2 separate regions of the Homo sapiens genome follow, and region 2 is linked to region 1. Evidence: read pairs that join two places in POLR2A ChIA-PET (ENCODE). Cell type or tissue: PC-3. All regions are shown on one strand. Links, peaks and the distances in the headings refer to the core of each region. The heading gives the core; the rest is flanking DNA. Region 1 has its middle 190 kb from the start of LINC01893. Region 2 holds the start of LOC339298 (a long non-coding RNA gene).

Evidence for each region. ChIA-PET counts read pairs that join two places held together with the same protein. Peaks named below come from ENCODE experiments on the same cell type or tissue, not always from the same donor. Only the 100,000 strongest peaks of a DNase experiment are listed, where the experiment ranks them.
Region 2: POLR2A ChIA-PET joins it to region 1 with 11 read pairs; 3 of 35 experiments call an interaction of 5 or more read pairs at or near these places.

The regions. Positions count from the first base shown.
Region 1 is chr18:76,017,441-76,020,260 of GRCh38, forward strand. No RefSeq gene overlaps it. Among named protein-coding and RNA genes, the nearest start is that of LINC01893, 190 kb to the right of the region's middle. In PC-3, for the core only: no CTCF peak of the experiment used is centred there; no DNase peak of the experiment used is centred there.
Region 2 is chr18:76,121,326-76,124,145 of GRCh38, forward strand. LOC339298 (a long non-coding RNA gene) reads left to right here and starts at 1,673. Exons shown (of 6, transcript NR_040034.1): 1 at 1,673-2,374; 2 at 2,619-2,678. In PC-3, for the core only: no CTCF peak of the experiment used is centred there; no DNase peak of the experiment used is centred there; H3K27me3 peaks cover 2,006 bases.

The DNA of each region.
Region 1 (2,820 bases), core at 47-2,546:
GGGAGCCATCCAACTACAGTTTGACCTCATTTTAATTTAACTAACACCATCTGAAGTGATCCTATTTCCAAATATGGTCACGTTCTAAAGTACTGGTGGTTAGGATTTCAACATGTGTAGGGGCACCATTAAACCCGTAAAGAAACTCTCAGATTTGATCTGACTCTGATCCTCACGTTTTATGAATTTGCATTTTATAATTCCTTCTAGTTTTCAATCTAATACTTAGGTTCTTGTTTGGTTTTGGCTTTATTTTTCTGTAGAGACCTGGTGGCTATTACATTCTGCATTGATTTGGGAAGTAGACATCTGTTACTGGTAGACTAATTTACGAGTGCTTATATTCAAGTTTTTAAAGAACACATTTAAACCAATATTTGACTAATTATAGGAGTCAATCATAGACAAACATCTCATGTTTGTCTAAAATCATAAAACAATATTTTTATTCATCTTAGGAAAATGAGTTAGGCACTTTTATTATTTTCTCTTCTTTGTTAATTTTAGCTGATTTGTAAATCTTATCTCTCTTTTTATTTTTTAAAAAATAGATAATTTAATAAAATAATAGTGGAGACAATATATTTTAAACATATTTAAAATAATTGTTTTAACATTTAATAATATCTTGACAATTGTTGAGATACTTGTAGATTCACATGCAGTTCTAAGAAATATTACGAATAAATTATTTGTCTATTTTACCCAGTCTTCCCAATGGTAACATTTTGCAAAGTCATGGCATAATATCATAACTAGGATACTGACAATGTAACAGTTTCACTTGTACCCATTTGTGAGTGTGAATGAAGTTCTGTGTAGGACATCCATGCACCATCTCTGTCAAGACTGATCAGGTCCAAATCACAAGGACCACACGGGCCTCCATCTTGCTCTTTCGTAACTCCATCCACCTAACCTCTTCCAGCTCCTACTTCCCCAACATATCCTCCACTTATAAAATGCTGACATTACAAAAATGTTTTATAAATGGGATCATAGGATATGTTACTGTTATGGATTGACTTTTTTCACTCAACATAAATCCCTAGAGGTTCATCCAAGTTATACACACACACACACACACACACACACACACACATATATAATCACATATTTGCAAACTATATCTGACAAAGGACTAGCCATATTAACAATCGAGTCCCTTTATTGCAGAGTAGTATTTTATGTACAACAGTTTATTCAGGCATTCACCTGTTGAAGACCATCAGGGCAAATTCCAGTTTTTTACCACCACAAATAAAGATACTATAGACATTCCCATACGTATTTTTATGTTAACATAAGCTTTCATTTCTGTGGGATAGATGCCAGAGAGTACAATAGCTAGATCATATGGTAATTGCATGTTCAGTTTTACAAGCAACTGCCAAACTATATTTCAGAGTGGCTGTAACATTTTACATTCCCACCAGAAGTCAGTGACTCTGTTTCTCTGCATCCTCACCATCACCTGGTGTCACCATTTTTTATTTTAGCCATTTTGTTGAGTTTACCATAAAATCTCATTGTGGTTTTAACTTGCATCTTCCTGATAACTGATGATACTGAGCATCTTCTCATGTGTCTATTTGCATCCGTATATCCTAAAACATGAAATGCCACTTCATGGCTTTTGCCCATTTCCAATTGGATTACTTTTGTTTTTATGATGGATGGGGTTTTTTACTGTTCTGCATATATTCTAGTCCTTTGTCAGACATAGTTTGCAAATGTATAACAATATATATATTAGCAAAATCAAAATTAATGAAGCAAGAACTGATGGAACTAAATAAAAAATTGAAATATCCACAATCATGGGCAGAGATTTAATTATTTCTCTCTCTGTGCAGCTGAAGGATCAATATAAAATAACTTAAAAGGATATTTACAAATCTAAACATGACTATCAATCAACTTGACCTAACGGACATATGCAAATCCCCTGCAAACAACTCAGAATAAGCATCCTTTTCAAGTGCAGGTGCACAGATGTATGCTGAGCCAAAAAATAAGCTTAGTAACATTCAAAATATTTAACGCTGCAAAATATAATTTCTGACTTAAACAAAATCAAGCCATAGTTTAATAACAATGAGAAATCTAGAAAATTCAAAAATTATGAAAAAATAATAAATATACTTCTAATTAACCATTGGAACAAAGAAAAAACTCTACAGTAAATTTAAAAATCCTTCAAACTAAGCAATAAGGAAAAAAAGTAGATCAAAATTTGTGAGATGAAGCTAAAGTATTTCTTAGAGGGAAATGCATAGCTCTAAATGCCTGTATTAGAAAAGATGAATTTAATCATCTAAGTTCTCACCATGAAGGTAGAGCAGAATGAGAGTTATCAAAGGCTGGGAAGGGAGGGATGAAGAGAGGTTGATTAATGGGTACAAACCTACAGTTAGAGTGAAGGAATAAGTTCTAGTGTTTGATAGTACAATAGAAGGACTGGAGTTAATAATAATTTATTATATATTTCAAAATAACCAGGAGAGAAGATTTGAAATGTTCCCAACCCAAAGAAATAATCAACGTTTGAGGTGAGAGATATTCTAAATACCCTGATTTGATCATTACATATTGTATGGTGTATGTATCAAAATATCACATGCATTCCATAAATATGGACAATTATTATGTATCAATAATAAATAAATTTTTAAAAAGAAGAAAAATCTAGAAAACAAAAGACCAAACAAAACCTGAAGTTGAAGAGTATACATAATAAAGCTTCTGAATGGAAATCATTGAAATAAAAATCAAGAGAAAATTAGTAATTATTCAAGATGATTTCCAGAGAATTAATAA
Region 2 (2,820 bases), core at 134-2,633, 100 kb after region 1:
ATTACTGAGTCACGCAGGGATTGGAGTGGAAATAGAGCAGGGGTGAGAACAAAGTTATAAATTCTACTAGGTGACTTCAAAGAAAGCCCTGTGTGTTAGTCGTGGTTCTCCAGAAAAACTGAACTGATAGTAGTGTGTGTGTGTGTGTGTGTGTGTGTGTGTGTGTGTGTGTATAGGATAATACATTGATCCTAACAAGGATCAATATAGGATCCTATTATTGATCCTAAATAAGGAATTGCTTTATGCAATTATGGAGACTATTGAATTCCACATCTGAAGAGTGGGCCAGTGGGCAGAGACCCAGGAGTGCGACGGTGCAGGTGGACCCAGCCATCTGCTGGGGAGTCCCCCTTGCTCGGAGAGGCCAGTCTTTTTGTTCCATTTAGACCTTCAGCTGATTAGATGAGGCCCACCACCCTTTGAAGGGCAATCTGCTTGACCCACAGTTCACTGATTTGAAGGTTAATCTCATCTAAAGGCATGCTCTAAATTGATACAGGAAATGAACCACTACATCCTGGTACAGGCAGGAAATCTCTGTTGCTGGGCCGAGTGGCCCAAACTGTTCCAGTCAGCCTGACCACCAGGAGATATGGAAATAAAGCCTCTCTGCTTTGGGGAGGAGGAGCTAAAAAGGGAGACTTTTCCCTCCCCAATTTTTCTCCTTTAAAGAACTGGAGGGGGACACTCACTTGGATCGCCTCACCAAAAAGTGAAAGAGGGGACTTCAAAGAGTCTATGGTGAAGCCTAGGGGCACATGTAAGACGGGAGACTCACATTCCACCTCCCTGCGGGGACCACGTTTGGCCACAAAGCTCACCACTGGCATTCCCGCAGGGCACAGGAAGAGAGGGTGTGCGGGTGCTTCGCCGTGGACGGTGCAGTCCACCCTCGTGATCCTCATTTCTAAGATAGAGAAGGAGAATCCCAGGGCAGAGGCTGCAGAGGCCAGATCCAAGCTCACCAGAGATGCGCCACGAGGAAAAGAAGGCCGCCTGCTCAGAAGATGGGTGCAAGGCCATCCCAGCAGGGACACAGAGGCTCTAGCAGAGCCGCGGGGCAGACCACCTGTGACGACGGAGTGGCTTACGGTTGCATCCCTTGTAAGCTGATTCTTGAGGACTTTCCTCTCCTGTGTGAGCCATCAGTCATGATCTGGAAAAGTGAAGGTGACCTAAGAAAGATGAGCTTCTCACCATGGCTGTGTGCTCTGGGGAAACCTCTCTCCGCTCTGCTTGTGTTAGTTTCACAGGGCCGCCATAGCAAAGTATCACAAATTGGGTGGCTTAAAACAAAAGAAGGTGGTTCTCTCACAGTCTTGGAGGCCAGAAAATGAGATCAAGGATTCGGCAGGGCCCGGCTCCCTCGAAGGCTGGAGGAGAGAAGCTGCCCCCTGCCTTTCTCTGAACATCCAGTGTCGCCAGCAGTCTTTGCTGCTCCTTGGCTTTCAGGATGTAACTCCAATCCCTGCCTCCATCTCCACATGGCTGTCTCCTTCCTGTGTGTGTCTGTACCCAAATGTTCCTCTTCTACTGAGGACATGGGCTACATTGTGTTAGAGTCCACTCGAACGACCGACCGCATCTTCGCTTTATTACATCTACAAAGACTCTATTTCCAAATAAGGTCACATGCACAGGTACAGGGGTTAGGACATCAACTTCTCTCTTGGAAGAACAGAATTCAACTGATACAACACTGGAGGGGTGAAAACAAGACAGAGAGAGAGAGAGAGAGAGAGAGAGAGATGAGGGGCCCGCACATGCCCTGCTCATCTCAAAACTTCTCGAGAAGCAAATCTAACTTGCAGGAACTTTGAGAAAGGCAGGAGAAGCAAAAAAGCAAAATGAGATTGTTTTCATAACTTAAAGAGGCTGAAAATGATGAAACTGGGCTGAGATGTGTTACAGGAGCCTACACAGCTAGAAGGATAGATTCGAGGTCATGCTTTGAGCAAAAGCCATTAAAATACATAAATAACATTGTATCACACTTTTGCCTCTCAAGTTGAGACTGCCTCTAAATTGACTAGCGTTACAAATATCCTAACAGAAAACTATCCCTAAAACCTAGAAAGCCATATTATGCTTTGGCAATCATCTGACCATGTACAACAAATGTAATGAAAACGGTAAACCTGAACCAAGGCAAACCCAACAGTTTAATTTAAAAACTTGAAGATACTAAGTATTCCCTTCAACTGGACATTCAGAAACTTCACGTGGCTACATTGTATTTCCCCCCACGAGTTGCTTCAGGGTTGTGAAATTCACTGGACTGTGGAGGGAGCCTTAAACCTTTGTGGGTGATTGACGTCTAAAGTACCTGAGCTTTTCTGGTTCTGCTGACCCTCAGTCTCCTGGACCCTAGGTAAGTGCCTGGGGGACTATACCCCTGATCAGTTGAACTCACTGTGGAATTGTTGCTTCTGAAAGTCCAAGGGTCCAAATTCTATGTCTTTAGAGAAGAATATTTTCTTACTTTGAGTCAATGACTATTTAATGTGCTTTCTAAATATTTGAAGAGAAATGTGTTTTGTAATATTTTTGTGTATTTCTGCATAATGAATAATCTCTTCCATTCTATTCCTAACTCATCAACTTGAAAAACACAGAAGAAGAATCAGACCCATCCTTCAGTCTCATCTCTAGAAGCCCAGAATAAAATGAAAAAGGTATGAACGAGAAGAGAGAAATCACTGTTGACAACACATTTTACCTAGCAGTCCAACATTGTTTATCAGCATAATAAAATGTGCCAATACTCACCAGCACTCTAAAGTATGCACTAATAATAAATAGAGATATAGGGCATAA